Regions from separate parts of the Mus musculus genome. Here region 2 is linked to region 1. A link is a loop called in an ENCODE intact Hi-C map of the cell type or tissue named here. Cell type or tissue: gastrocnemius. All regions are shown on one strand.

Region 1 (8,000 bases):
GAACCCAGGCAGGCTATGCACTATGGCAGCGGCTCTCCACCTTCCTAAAGCTGGGACCCTTTACACAGTTGCTCAAGTCGTAGTGACCCTCAACCGTAAATTATTTTCATTGCTACTTCATAAGTGTAATTTTGCCACTGTTATGGATAGTAATTTAAAGATCTGATAAGCTACCCCCAAAGGTGTCCTGACCCTAAGGTTTGAGAACTACTACGACTGCAGCCTCCAAAGCTCAAGTTTTCCAAACATGACCTATTGCTCAGTCCTAAAGCTGCCTTTAGGGTCTGCTAAAGTAGATAATTTATACCTGCATCTTCCAGATCTCTGTGTTCACAATGCTGATACGCAACTATCGAGAATGTAAGTGATAGAACCACCTTCAAACAACAGTTGGGAAGTTTCTTAAAAGGAGAAACTCGGGGTGCCCAAGAGGTAGCTCAATAGGAAAAGGTACTTGCGGCTAAGGCTCACATGACCTGAGTTCAATCCCCAGGACCTACCAGGTGGTAGAGAACTGACTCCAGAGTTATCCTCTGACCACAACATGCACAGTCATATGCACAAGCGCATGCGCGCGCGCACACACACACACACACACACACACACACACACACACACTTAAATGTAACCTTTAAAATCAAGGGGACAAGTCAAAAGTAGACATGAGGACCTGAGTTCAAATTTCCAGAACTGCAGGGGTGGGAGTACTCACCTGCAATGCCAGTGCTCCCACAGTGGGATTAAAGGGAGGACCAGGGGAGCCCCTGGAAGCCTGAGGACCAGCCAGCCTGGCACATGCAGTGGTGACCCTGTAGCTGTGGGTTCTTCTTTGCCCACCCTTTATCCCCCAGTTTCACCCCCCCCCATTACTAGAAAGGAGTATAGGAAGGAGAGAGGAGAGAGAGAGACCCCTGAATCTAACTTTTTCTTCTTGTTTCTTCTTTGAGCATGACTATAAACAAACTACAAGCGGCCCCCGCATCCCCCAAATGACCAACAACCATCCACTCCATATAAATGTTGGGGCTCTAACATTTATATACCCTCCGATAAGTTCCCAGAATTCCAAATGCTTCCAAATGCCACACAATCATAAAAAGTATCTGCAGCTGGCAAAACCACACCTCTGATAGAGCTTGAGGCAAATTATGGTCAGCTGCTGAAGACAGTCTGAAGCAATCAGTCCCACATCCTTATTACCGGGGTTAAAACAAAACCACATTCTTATAATAATTGGGTTGTCTTTTTTTTTTTTTTTAAAGAAACTAAAATTCCAGAATTCTCACTAGACCCTCCCTCCCACAAGACTCAAGGCCTCGACATGTGCACCATAGCATGCTCACACGTGCACTCCCAGACATGGATACACACATACTAGCCTCTCCCTCTCATACACACAATCACAGAGTTACAGATATTCTCACCACATGGTCCAGCGATTCTACCCCTAGCTAATTACCCAAAAAGGGATAACGCACAAATCCAAAGTCTTACTCGTGGATGTTTATATCAGATTTAGCTTAAATGTCCCCAAACTTGAAACAACCCTAATGTCTAGTGAGTGCGCAGGTAAACAAATATAGTCCAGCAAATACCGATACACAGTGAATGGATAAATCTCAAAAGAATTATACTGAGTGGGAACCGTATATACTGTATAATTTCATTTAAAAATAAATTCTAAACAGAGGGGGCAGTGCATTCTCCTCATCCCAGCACTAGAAGGCTGGGGCAGTAACACCAGGTGTTCAAGGCCAGCCCTGAATACACAGCAAGACCCTGACCCAAAACAAAAAGCTGCCATTTCGGTTTGCACTTCTCCTGCCACCACCCCAGCCTGGATCTTCCACAGCTCATGTACAATGCACTCAATAGCCTTTTGGGGCTGTTTTGTCAACTGCCAGGCAACCTTAATTTAAGCACAGAGTGAACTTGCTCCACAGTTTCACACCTGGCCCCAGAACTGCAGTCAGCCATACGTACAGCAGTGAGTCTAGCGGGTCTAGAGGGTCTAGTGGGTCTAGTGGGTCTAGCGGGTCTAGCGGGCACTGCGCACGCCCTGGCTGCCTATGCCGCACACCTCACTTCTTTCCTTGCCTGAAGTCCACATGGGTCAATCTTACTAACAGTCCATCCCCTTAGAAGAGCTTCCCATCATGAACGATGTCCTGCCCCTGCCCCTTCCTCTAATCCCCAGGCCTCCCTCCAATCTAAGGTTAAAATCAAGCTGTGGTGACCCTGCTGGCTGGGGGAGCTCTGACTACACAGATGCCTAGGCCTGACGGCTAACAATTCTGAACCTGCATCATCAGAATGGAATAACTAAATTGTAATTTCTTTAAAAGGGACTGAAGGTGGGACGAGCATCCTGGTATCTTCTCATTGTAGCCATCTGCTTCCTTAGCCGTGCATCGGTTTTCAGACTGAGGACCAGCTCGGCACTGAGGGAGCTCGTGAGAAGAGACAGATGCTGGCCCTTGAGCTCCACTGGGAGCCTCACACTCAGCCTTACACTGCCTGGCCTGCTGACTTCCAGCCCCTTCTCCTATCCAGTGTCTACTAACTTGGCAGGTGTATAAGAACACTCTGCAAACAGTAGGTGCAAAATCAAGGCTGAGCATCCCAGTGACCACTGTCCCAAGAAACATCCAATCACAACCAAAGAAAGTAAGTCTACAAACCTCACTTGAAAACAGATTCTATCCTTCAGTGTCTGAACGTTTACTGTGAACGGAGGTAAACTTGAGGCAGACATGAGAGCACACTCTTGTAGCTCCAGCTACTCTGGAGGCTGACGGGAGGATGGCTTGCACTCAGGAATCCAAGACCAGTCTGGGCAACATAAAACCAACCTCAAATAAACAAACAAACAAACAGACTAAGTAGCCAGCTAATTAAATTTGTCAGCCTATTCATTCAAAAAGTAGGGCATGAAGAGAGTTTTTAGTAAAAAAGTATTACTTAGGTAACCAACGACCAAAATGTCCCTCTGAATCCAAACTCATGTGGAGGAGTAATAGCAATTTATTATACTTTTTTTTCCTTTTAAATAATAATCTCTTTAAGCCAGGTAGAGTGATTCATACCTGTAATTCCAGCACCTGGTAAACATAAGAGAATCATGAGTGTGGGGCTAGCCTGGGCTATAAAGAGAATTCTAGGCCAAGCTGAGCTACACAGGGAGACTGTTATAAAACAATAATAATTTCTATGTAAGGTTATACGTTTATGTTTGTATTAGAAAATCATTTTGTCAGCTGGGAGGTGATGCACGCCTTTAATCCTAGCTGTCAGGACCCAGAAGCAGGGAGATCTCTGTGAGTTTGAGGCCAGCCTGGTCTACTAAGCAAGTTTCAGGACAGCCAAGGCTACACAAAGAAACCCTTTCTTGAAACAAAACAAAACAAAATATAATTTTGTCTCATTTCCTATGAAACTTAGAAATTTTAAGCAAGAAAACTACATTAGCCTGCTTATCACATATGAGAATCGTCTTATTTTTAGCACGTTCACAAACTGACAGACACCAACACAAATGAGTCATAATCTTCACAGGGCATTGTTTGAACCAGCCAAAGACAGAATGAAAGAACAAAATACGAGCCTGTGTCTGCTTTTCTTAAAGTGCCATGCACGCACACAGTGGAATACTATGCAGCCAAAGGACAGTGACTCAAGTCTGTCTGCTTCTTACACCAAGGTGCACAGCCCAGTGAAGGCCAGAGTCCCACGCTCAGTGAGACTGAGGGACGCCGAGGCGCATGCTTTCACGCTAGGTCGCTCTGGACATCAGAGACTCCAGCATCCTCCAGGGAGGAAAGGGGCAGTGCCCAGGGCCCAGCACTCCTCACTGCATGTCCTTCTCACCCCTGGTGCTGGTGCTGGTGCTGCTGGCGTGGGGTCAGAGGACAGCTCTGTGGAGTCAGTCCTCTCGGCTACCTTAATGAAGGTTCTAGGTCACCAGGCCTACACAGCAAGCTCCTTTACTCAGAGCCTTCTTGCCAGTCTCTGACTAAATCTTTAATATTCCAAGAAGTAAAAAGAAAATTTAAGTTTTAGTAAACAAGACATGTGGCAGTCGATACTGTAGCTTTGTCTCTGCAGTACAGGGAAGGCAGGGAGATAACAAAAGAACCCCTCCAGTGCCCTCAGGGGCGCATCTGATCAAAGCCTCAAGAGCCCTACACACAGCATCTCTGTATAGGAAACTACACAGCTCTGCTTCTGGGACAGCAAATGCCAGTGGCCCCTCAAAATGGGACACCATAGCATGTCAATTCCCTGGGTCTCTCCTGCATCCTAAGAAAAATCTGTGGAGTTTAAGACAAGTTTGGATAACAAGGGGGAGCGGGGAAATTGATGGGGAGAAACCAGTCAGCATGATGAATGAGGCGGTCCAGAACAGCAGGTGACGGATATGCAGATGCAAGACTGGCAGGGAGGGAAGATAGCCGTGCACAACAGATGGATGGAGATGCTCAATCATCCTCAGGACCAGGCACTCGTGCCACACAGCGCTGCCTGCTCCAGCAGCCAGTGCCTCACTCACCTGCAGGGTGCACCCCACTCAGGGTAGGGCCCAGGGTAAAAAAAAAAGCAGGAAGTGGGAGGAAGGTGCCTTCCCCTGCCGGCCGACTGTGGGCCAATGGTGAGGGCCTCTCCGCACTTTGCCATCTTCCTCTGCCTCCTGAGATGCCTGATCTTTGTCTTTCTCACTGCCTCACTCTCCACAGAGACACAGAGACGTTTGCAGTTTGTCCAGGCTATCAGTACAGGAAATTCAGTGACCAGCAGAGCAGCAGGGCAAACTGGGATTGCTGTTCCACGGTGCACAGACCTGGTGTCTCCATCATTAGAGCCCGTGACAGAAAACCTACACCACCCTGTTCACACTAAGTCTGTGCAGCACAGCCCATCAGTCAGGAGTACTTATTCCTCCATTAAGCTAAGACTAACAGTAACCACAGTACGAAAAACACTCACATGGGCCTGCAAACGAGGCTCAGTAGTGAAGCACTTGCCTAGGCTGCCCAAGACCCCAGCACAAAAACAAGTGAGGAAGTGAGGAAGGAAGGGAGGGAGAGAGAGAGAGAGGTAGGGAAGGAGGGAGGGAGGGAGGGAGGGGTCTCAGTAGGAACAGCTTTAAAAATGTCTGTGATGTAGCTGGTTCAACTACTCCAGCAAACACCGAATGAATCTAAATCTTGATGCCATAACATAACATACGTCTCATAAACAAAGATTCGGAAGGGCCAGACAGCCCCTCACAGGGCCAACACTACTTCTTCCAGCTCAGTGCAGTCAAGCAGGGGGTGGTACTGGCAAGATGTTCCCCCCTCCCCGCCCCTAAGCTATCTGCTGGACCCTAGCTCTAGGAACAAAAACTCCATAAAGACTTCCGGTATCACTAAGACACATTAAAGAATTAATTATAAAGTGAAGCTGGAGGAGAAAATTAATTTTAGAAACACAAGAGGTTACTTTTTTTTCCTGAAGATGGGGGAGGAAACAGTTATTTTCGTTTTTCATCCTGGGGCACAAGCTGGGAGCTGTCCAGTCGATAACCTGGCCATCAGAACAAGGTTTGTAATTAAAAGGTCAGTGACCTGGAAAGCCAGGCCCTCTCCCAGAGCTTCTCAGTAATGACGGAGCTATTAAATTAAGACTGTTATGAAATCAATGCTAAAAAAGCTTTCATGGTAACGAGATTCCATTCAAGGACATGCAAACTACCTCATGAAATGGACGTAAATGATAAAAAAGAAAAGTAATAAAAGAGAGTTAAATTGAAATCTGTGCAAGAATTTACTCTTCCTTAAAGGACTCCAGAGAGAGAAGCCCTTCACCTCTACCCCAGCACCAAGGCTGACCAATCAGGATGCTTTCTTCTCCAAGTTCACGTCCACAAGGAGGTAGCTTTGCTCCGAACAGAACGCCTGCCCCATTCTGCCTTCTAGAAGAAAGTACCGGATGGATGAGGAGGGAGCCCTTTGCCTGCCCACCTGAAAAGAGCACCCCCCTTCAACTCTGAAGGGTTCTGCAGAAAAGCTTATGCTGGTTTTATGAGCAACATCAGAGCAGTCAACTGACAGCTCTGTCCCCTCCTCCACAGCATCTTCCTTTGGCCTCTCAGACACAGGCATCTCGTTTGCCCAACCAGTACTCATCCTACAGAACATGTTGGGAAGTGGCTTGCCTTGTATCCTACATTTTGTGGTATCAAATCAACAGCAGCCCATGGATAATACTCTCCAACCTTAGAACTCTGGACTGTGGCTGCTGCTGTGTCTCTGCCACTCTGGCCTCCTGGGCTGTGGCCTACTGAGAGGCCTGAGGCCTGCCTGGCAAGAGAAGTATCTAAACAGAGCAGCTTCATGAGGGCTTACACCCATGCAGTCCAGCTGCTAACACGTGTGGCTGAGCCCACCACCGATGTGTCATCTGCAGAATCAAGAAGCTGGACACAATACAAAGCACTCATTCTAATATTCTGAAGGTATACAGCTGCTTTTCTCTGTCATCCAAAAAAGAAAAAAATAAAAATTCTGGTAATAGGGAGAATTGCTGTAAATTACATAAAATGGCAATACAAACTTCAAAGAGAATGATAAATGATTCTAATAACTTCATGTTTCTCATTAATGACTCCATATTCTGACTTAAAAAGAGATCACAAAGCAGACGACGACAACAACAACAACAAACCAGAGATGGCAGGCCCTTCAGACAACACCCTCCCATCTCAACCCACTCCTCGCTGTCCATCAGAGAGCCCAACACGTCACCTGTCAGTAACAAAGGCACAACACAGCCCCTGCTTGGGGCTATGGTCTCACAATAAGACAAACTCAGCTGATGCACCTAGAGTAACCCTCATCTTCCACTGAACTGACGTGCACAACAGGGACCTCAATTTCTATATTAAATATTAAATAATATTAAAAGAAAAGCAAAATTGGATTTGCTTTTTCTGGAAAGAGATGTTTATTAAAAAAAGAAAGAAAGAAAGAAAGTCAGATTACAATTCAAGTGAGTGTTCCACTGCAATTCCCCAAAGGGACATTGCTTGGAAAAGCCAAGGCTATGGTAGCTGGGAGCTCTCCCCAGCCAGCGCCCCAAGGCCCCCCACTGCCATGGCCTTGCTGGGAGAAGACCTTATAGCAAGGGTTTCAGTCCCTCCTCTCCAGCGCCCCAACCATCTCCTTCCACAGCTATGTGAGGGACAGGGTAGCTGCCCCTTGATCATCCTCATCATAGATGGTGTCAAGCATACTGGCTGTATAAGCGAAAAAGTGACGTTTAAATCCACGAAGGGGCTTTTCTTCCCCAGACAATGGATTAAACCTTGGAACTCTCTGCCCAGAAAGGGTCCTGCCAGACCTTACACTGCTGTACCCACAGTGTACAGTGTGGTACAGTGTGGGTACACCACTGTACCCACAACCGTGCACGCCTTCACACCTCCGTGCACACATGGCCACTCAGTCGCACCCACTAGCCTTCCAAATCGGACAGAGCCTCTCCTCCGGCCCGCATCTCCAGTCCCTGCTTTGTTTCTTCTCTGGGCTCTTGTCACCTGACCCACCACGGCCTCACTCCCACTTGTCCCTGTTAGAGCACACGTTCTGTCTTTTCTCCTTTCAGGGAATTCCCAGTGGAGAGAGAGATCAGGGCAAGACACAGAGTGGATACTCACTCCTGGGTAAACTGATTAATCAATCAACTGGGTTTCTTTCCTTCTTTCTTTTCTTTTTTTTTTCAAAGAGCAACAACTAATAACTGCATAGTCAGCCTCTCTAGAGTGGTTGTATATATATACATGAGCCAAGTGACTCAAAAGAAGTATTATTTGGTCCAGAGTCTCTCCTCTCTCTCTCTCTCTCTCTCTCTCTCTCTCTCTCTCCCTCTCCCTCTCCCAGTCAGGGATTTATTAAAATTAAACAGATTAGATGGAGCTCCTGATACTAAAACTGCTCAGCAAAGCCTGCGGTGGGGAAGTG
Region 2 (8,000 bases), 49 kb before region 1:
ATCTGAGTAGTCAGGTTACCTCCATGGGCAAAGGAGAGTCCACTCACACCCCATGCGTGGGCTCAGAAACGGACACTCAGTACCACGGGGATAAGATGGAAGGGGCATAGCGGATCACCTGTGTGACCACAGTGTCTGAAGCAACACAAACGGCCGGCTCCTGCTCCCCTGCAACCTTTAGCACACACTTAAAACCGTGTCTAGATGAGTTTGAGTGCGCCACGTTTTTATACCTAGAAAACCTTATGAGCTTTTTGCATCAAATGGAAAACCCAAGTTCTCCCAATTTGCTGAGGTGGGAGCTTTGGAGCACTGCTCTTAGCCAGTGTCTTGACTCCCAGCTGGGGTAAGCAGGACTTGGAACAGGTGACTTACTGTATGGCTGCGGAGTGAGGTGAGGGGGCTGGACAGGAACCACTGGGGTAGCTGGGCCCAGGGGTGAAGGCTCGTCGGCAGCTGTGCCCGACTGCTGGAAAGCCAGGTCAATCTCTTCGTCTGTCAGTCCTAGAGAGAAGAGCAAAGGACACTCATGAGTATCTCTTGCCAGCGACCCACCCTCAGCAAAATCTTCCTCTGCAAGCAGGCCCTGACGGCCACAGAGCGCGCCTTGCATTTGAGTGTGCTGCCTCCTCGATTTCGGATTCTTGGGAACCTCTCTCTGTCGCAATTTAACCTTAAGCGACAGAATATTAGCCTCAACACTGCTTCCAAATGTGGCTCATTCAATTTCCTTAATTTATCCTTGAGTTTATTGCTGCTTTTGAAGTCGCTCCGTACTGCAATTCTCCATTCTTCCCCCGAAAACAGATACCATCAACTGCAAATGTGGCTCATTTTAATCTGTAATGGTGTTAAAAAAAGAGGGGAAAAAACTAACAATAATGCACGAAAACAGACAGGGAAACAAAAAACTAATTATTGGGTGAGACGACTAATTAGTCTAGATCGTTTCCGAAGACGGGAATAATTTGCTTTATTTTATGACAAATGCAGAAATAAAAAGAAAAATCAGGACTGACTGTGATTAGTATGAATGGGATATAGAATGTAAAGAAGAAAATAAAACAAGAAAACAGAGCAAAACGAGACCGGGCCCACGCTCTTGGATGACTATTGCTCCAGCCTATCCCAGGCTGCCTGGATCGCCTTTGGCTAGTTCCTCCCCCCACCCCCCACCCCCCTTTAATCCTCTGATGCTCTAAACTACACTGCACACAGGGCATCAGGAAATCGCAGGGCGCCATCTGCAGTGGTTATAGCATGTGGAAAGGATTTGCCAAGAAGGAAGGGAGAGCCAGTGAAAGTCCAGGCTCCTAACCTAGCAGGCTGGGAGCAGAGAGGTATTCAGAGGGCCTGAGGCCGACTGGGGGACCGATGGTAAAGGAGGAGGGCTCCATAGGACTAAAGTGTAGAGCCCAGGTTTGCAACAAGATTCCTACAGGGCCCACTCGGGAAGTAATGGTGTATACAAAGAGATCTACTGCCGAGGGTGAAAAGCAGGTGAGAGGTCACTGCTAGCATGCAGAAGACAACTCAAGCTGGTCCAGGCTGTTCCGGGAATCCCAATATCCAATAGAGCCACAACACAGAGCTTTTAAACCGGGGCCAAGAGCTTTTCCACATCTGGTCGGCAGCTCTCCATTAGAGGCCCACAGCACAGTATACTTGCCCCTGGGGGTGGATGAAGTACAAGGCGGTTCTGAGGATCAGCATCTTCAAAGTGTGGGGCCTCGCACTCTGTGCCTGGGGGCTAATACGTGGTATACATTAATGCTTTAGAGCACAGCTCGGCCCTGTACCATATTGGCCTGAGTCGATGCTAGCCATCCCTCAGACTTTTCATGCCCCACTGCAAACGGTCAAGGGAGTGCCTCAACTACGCAAAATGGCCCTTGACCTCTCTCCTTTCACGAGGCAGCAGCACTTCCTCTTCACACACAGGAGCCAGACAGAAGCAAGCAAGCAAGCCCTGCTGTGGGTCGTGGGCCATGGGTCGGCATTCACCCAGCCAGAGGGAAGGAGGTCAGGCGATAGAGCAGCAGAGCATCCCAGGCTGCGCAGGACAAGGGCATCCCCACTTCCTGCACAGCTTGCCACAAACAGGATGCATTTGTTGTTGTTTCTTCTCCCCAGAGCAGGAGTAGGCCAGACAGACAAGCCAGGTAAAAGTGAGGACACAGATCCCCGGAGCCTGTGCCTCTTGGGCTCGTTCGCCTGTCAGTCACTGCTGATGGCTCTTCCTAAATAGGAAGGGGCACCGCTCTCCTCTCCAAGCCGGGAAGGAGGACGGTGCTTTTCCCAGTCCACTGCAGAGGAGAGGAAGCAGCATCTGCGACATCAGCACAGGCTGCTGGTCACTGGCACACCACGGAATTCTCTAAACCTGGTGGATCATGTGCCTTGTCAGCTGCTGGCTGCAAATGAGGATAATTCTCCCAAAAGGAGCATTCAGTTGCATTCTCATTTCCCTTCTGGCTCTTTCAAATATAAACAAGTACGATAATGCTTAACGCTGGGGAAATATACAGCAAGTTACAGGCTGCGCCTCGGCCTCGAGAGCTGGCGCTGGTTAAAGGAACAGGACCTTCTGCCGGCTGTTCTGCCCTCTGGCCCCAAGCTTTTACCAAGACTATTCTCCTAATAAAAGCCAGCTTGCATTCCCTCAGCCGAGCCCACCAGTGAGGTGAGGGTTCCAATGCCATCGGCACTTCCTTCCGGGCTCTTGCTTCTCATTTGGTGCTATAACTCTACACTGGCTGGAATTCCAATATACCTAGTTCTCCAGAAAAGGCAGGGGCTTGATTTAGTTTCAATAAATGAGTCATTTTTCTTAAGAAGAATGGGGTGGGGGAGAACACATAATTTTCGAGTGCTACCCCTACCATTTCCCCTGAGGTGGGGGTGAAGGCCGTCTAGGTCTGACTTGTCTTGGAGAACAGAGGCAACCAGAGTTATAAGCATCAGACGGCAACTTCACTCAAGGCTGTCAGGGTTTAGAGAGGGATTAAACTCCTTTCTCCCATGGCACCCTGGACCCCACCTGTGGATAAGAGCCAATGCTAGTTCCTGTGGATATAGAAACATGGGCTACAGACAACCTGGGGCAGACCTGCAAATGGTAACTGGATGACATTTCAACAACGCCAGAGTGAGAAGCATGGTGCATCCTCACCCTCACCTCACCCCAGACATTCCTCACAGAGCAGCGCCCTGCTTCCCTGAGAGTCCTCACTCACGCAGCACTGGATTCTATTTACGGAGCTAAGTGGAGGAAGACCAAGTCGGGGGTCGGTCACTTCTCTCTGGATCAAGACTCGCTATCTACTCAGCCACTGGCTCCTGGTCCAGAGAGGACCCTACCTCTGTGATAAACTGTTGCCACAGGACCCATGAATAAGCATCCAGGTGCCCTACCCCCATCTTTCCTACACACCCGCAGGATAAACAATGCAGGGCTTTGATTGAGACCTTGCAGAATCCAAAAGGTTAAAAGGAATAATAAAGGAAACTGCCAATTGTAAGTGAATTATATTTGGCTCTGAAAGCCAAGGAAGGCACCGGCTATATTATAAAGGCATCTCTCTGCGGTGTTTACCATCACCCTGACTAATGCAGACCTTTTTTGTTGTTGTTGTTTTAAATAATCTCATGCAAATTAGACACACACACTTCCTTCCAGTTGATTGCTATCTGTGAGGAATAATCTAATCGCAAAGGGACTGAGCAATGGCTGAACAGAACAGAGAGCAGAGGACTTTGCCATTCTGCAGGCGGCAAGCAAGCCTCCTGCTCCCTCCCTATCTATCTGCCTTTGGAAGAGTTAGTTCATTCTGATAAGGTTACATTTTTCTCTTAGCTGAGGGGTAGACTGGTTATCTGACACCACTAGGACTTGGCATTTTAATCTTCTTCCAGCAATTCCCTTCCACCATGGGTGATCCTTCTAGAGTTCCCACCCTACCATCTACTACTAGGAAAGAATGACTAAGGAAGTCCTGCCCGCTCCTCTCAGGGAAAGAACAGGAGCACTGTTTAGGAGGAAGAGCAGTGGCCAGAGGCTGGGCCGGCCCAGAGATCCTCCCTGACTTGCAAGGCCCTGGGCTGCCTAATCTGCAAAGCCCTCCAAGGTCCCCAGCACCTTTCCTATTCCCTTGGTTCGCTCCAAACTACTTCCCCAAACATCAGGAAGTTACCACTGCTGCCCCTGTGGAGATTTCTTCTCCCTAGAGGGCTACATTTAAAAGAATGGAGAGAAGGAACGGCTTTGCAGTGACCACAGAGGTGGGCTCCAACGCCATCTGAACTGGACTCAGGACAGTCACACCTGCCTATTTTTTATATCCTAGCATATAAACAACCTGCTTTCTTTTCCTAAAGGTTTCTATTAGAAAGCAAACAGAAGCCAAAGATGTGTGTGTGCACGCGCGTGCGCGTGCGCGCGTGTGTGATCATGATGCCCATGTCCTTTCCCGGCAGGATGATGGTTTCCTGTGAGGCTGGCTGCACAAGGACTTCTCAGATCAAGCAACTCCACACTTACTGCAGTGCCTGCTGGGCACAGCTCTGGGCCTGACTCGAGGTGAAACAGAAACCTGACAGGTGACAGCAGTGTTCTCTGCATTGTGTGGGGCAAGCGACCAAGACCGAAGGGCTAGGAATGGTTTGAAAATATGGGAGGCAATGAACCCCGGCCGTACCTTCCAGTCTGGACCAGACTTTATAATCAAACTGTAGAGAACAAGAGGAAATGGAGGGGGGGCATACAGCCCAGGGAGGCAGCGAAGGGCCCAGAACTCAGATCATCTTCCTCCATCTACAGCCCCTCCATTTCTGAGTCAACTAAGACTCTGAAACAGAGCAGGGTCACCTCTCTCAGAACACAACTAGTTATCTGCTTGGCACATTCCAGGAGGAGATGAGGCAGGAAGACAGCTGGCTAAAGATATTCCCCAAATTAAAAGAAAAATCAACTCCCTCAGAATGGGCTCAGGGAGGGAAAGGGAAAAAGTATTCTTCCTTTATTAACATTTTGTTGGAACAGTAGAGTACAATAAGGACTCTCGGAGCCTCTAAAAGTCGTTGGATGACCTGTGGACCCCTATTTCCCAGTGCCTTGTATAAAATTGAATTTTTTAAACATAAATTACACGTAATGACGACACTGTAAAAACTAACAGTAATGGAAAGCTGTGCTGTATTTCATTAGCCTGTATTATTCCGTGCCACCTGATCCAGCCGGGCCTTGTTTATGAGTTAGTGTGCTAGCAGATGCCGATGGAAGCATTTGCTTCGACCTTGCTCTTCTCATTGGGGCATGAAATTACGACGGCAGCACCTTGATATTACAGCCATAAATACAGTAAACTGCAAATTTAAGCCAACGGCTCCTATTGTCTCTGAACATAAAGCTGATCGGTATTTATTTAAAAGGAGAACAAAAAAAATATTATATATCACCTTGTTTATGGGGCCGCCCCACCCACTCTCTTATCCCCTCCCCCAGCTCCCCAACCTGTCTAATCCGCTAGGTTAAAATATTAAGCAAATAAGCCAAAGCTCCCTTCTCTGATGATAACTATTCCCCAAGCAGCAAGGACCAGTTTTTGAGAAAAACAGTTCTAAATATCACTAGTCTGAATGAAAGTTTTTATGCAAATTGAGCTGGAGTGGGCTGGCTCTCCTGATCTTGATATTAATGTGTAACTTCAAGAATGGGATGAAGACTTTCCCCTCTCCTCAAATGGCTGGCGTCTGTACAACTGAAGGAAAAGTTGCTGCTGATGCCTTGAAACTGGATGCTCTCTCAGTATCCTTCTGAAAACTGTTCCGTAGAAAGGCTGCTTCGGAGACAGCAAAACACTGCCTCCTGCCACCCAGGGAAAGAAAGATATTTACCCACGAATGTAATTCTCATCTCAGCACAGAGCACTCAGACCTCTCATTAAAACTTGCACCAATCCCTTCCTTATCCCGGTGACCCATAAAGACAATACATCCTTTAAATATATCAAACGTGCAAGAAAACCAAGCAAAGGCGCAAGGACACTGGTCTCCCGCAGGCGCCTCTCCCAGTAAATCACTGAGTAAGAAGCCAGTGCACCACGTAGTTCACTGCCGGCGGCTTACAGACTCGGAGACCTGGCAGGAGACAAGACGGGGCTGCTTTCCCTGTGTAAGGAAGAGGGTCCTTGAGGAGACAGAGGAGCTATGAACACTCAGCCACAGCCAGGTGTGGTGCTCTCAGACATTAGAACATCAGCAGACAAGCTCACAAGTCTCTACCAACACAGCACACAAGAGGACCATTGCAACTGTGAACTAAATGCAAATCGAGGCTTTAATTTCAAAGCAGACAGGCTGTGGTCACAGGGCCTAGAGCCCAGTAGTGCTATGACACAGGCAGATCAAGCAAGATCAAAAGTTTCTGTACACTTTGGCAGGTTATTTCACAAGGCAGATGTACTCCCTTGGAGCCCTAAATTATAGCAGCTACACCAGGCTTAGTGCCTTCACATAAGGAGGGAACTTTCTATAAAATTTACTGAGGGCCTCTGGGGAGCAGTATACCTACTGAACAAGACGGAAGTGAGCTGCCCTCTGTGTTACACACACTGAGACCTCCGTCTGAAAGACTGGGTGGAGCTCCAGTCAGCATCCATGATGTCTATTTCTGATCTGTACAGTCTAGAGAGGGCCCCCATTTTCCTGTTAATCCCTCTCTGGCTATACTGAGGAAAAACAAAAAGGGTTACTTTTGATGTCTGCCATCAATTCTGGAGGATTTATAGACTGCTACTGTCACAGAGGACAGCCGCTGACATGGAGGGCTTTAGCAACAGGCTGAGGCAGCCTCTTCACAGGCCAGGGGAGGTACAGTTATTTACAAGCCCAGGGCGTGGTGAGTTTTTGTAAATGTGTGGGAAAGCCCAAGTAATAAACACGTTAGCAACACTTACACTTACCCAGTCAGAAGAGACTGAGCCAGTTGTTTGCTTTTTTAAAAAATACTTATTTATTTTATATGCATGGGTATTTTACCTGAGTGTGTATATGTGTGCCATATGTACGGTCTGCAGAGGTCACAGAGGAGGGCTGGGAACCACTGGACCTGGAGGTCCAGACGCGTGAGAGCCATCGTCTAAGGTCCTTCATAAGAACGGCCAGTGCTCTAAACCTCGGAGCCAGAGCTTCCAGCTCCTCGTGTGCGTTTTTAAGTCTGCTTTTTATTTAAATGTGCAAGGGTTTTGCCTGCAAGCATGTTTACACCACGTGCACACAGTATACATGGAGACCAGCGAAAGGCACTGGGGGATCCGAAAAATGGACTTACACAATGTTCAAGCCACGCTATCTGCTCGGGGAATTAAACCTGGGTCTTCTGGAAGAGCAGTCAGAGCTCTGAACCACGGAGCCATCGCTCTCCACTCCCTTGTTTGCCTTTTGAACGATAGCAATTTCACCAGAACAGGAAAACAACAAAACAAAAAACAAAAGACAAAAAAAACCCCTTGAAGTTCTGGTGGGGGTGTCTATCCCATTCTCTCTCCCTTCCTCCATCCCTCCTTTTTATTTACAGATGAAGAAAAAACAAACAAATGAACAAAAATCCCATAGAAGCCAGCCATGGTGACTTTAATCCCCATACTAGGGAGGCAGAGACAGGTGATAGTTGATGCCAGCCTGGTCTACGTACTGAGATCACCTCACAGACAGGAGTAGTGACTCACCTATCCTCACTCGCATCCCACCCTGTGTGGGGCTTTCCACACTACCCCAGGGTGAGGGGACACCCTGGAGAGCCTGACACAACATGTCTTCAACAGCAAAGTCTTAGAACAAATTTCCCCAAAAGAGGAAAAGCAAAAAGCATAGTCAGGATACAAGACCTGTGCACTGATCAAGGGTTCTTGGTTACAGCCAGACAGGGCAAGAAGTGCCAGGAGCAAGCACAGTTGGTCATCACAGGTGAGGATGACACACTGTATTTTCTCAAGCTGGAA

The links. A loop is a pair of places that touch in the nucleus more often than their neighbours do. Peaks named below come from ENCODE experiments on the same cell type or tissue, not always from the same donor. Only the 100,000 strongest peaks of a DNase experiment are listed, where the experiment ranks them.
Region 2: a loop joins it to region 1, with 2.1 times the contacts of the local background. A loop is called at or near these places in 3 of 42 quality-filtered maps.

Annotation. Positions count from the first base shown.
Region 1 is chr4:149,032,308-149,040,307 of GRCm38, forward strand. All of the region lies in intron 3 of Pex14 (peroxisomal biogenesis factor 14), which reads right to left. Among named protein-coding and RNA genes, the nearest start is that of Gm42351, 26 kb to the left of the region's middle. In gastrocnemius, no CTCF peak of the experiment used is centred here; a DNase peak (open chromatin) is centred at 4,500.
Region 2 is chr4:148,983,662-148,991,661 of GRCm38, forward strand. Pex14 (peroxisomal biogenesis factor 14) reads right to left here. Exons shown (of 9, transcript NM_019781.3): 4 at 376-504. Among named protein-coding and RNA genes, the nearest start is that of Gm42351, 23 kb to the right of the region's middle. RefSeq lists an enhancer at 1,073-3,590. In gastrocnemius, no CTCF peak of the experiment used is centred here; no DNase peak of the experiment used is centred here; H3K4me3 peaks cover 241 bases.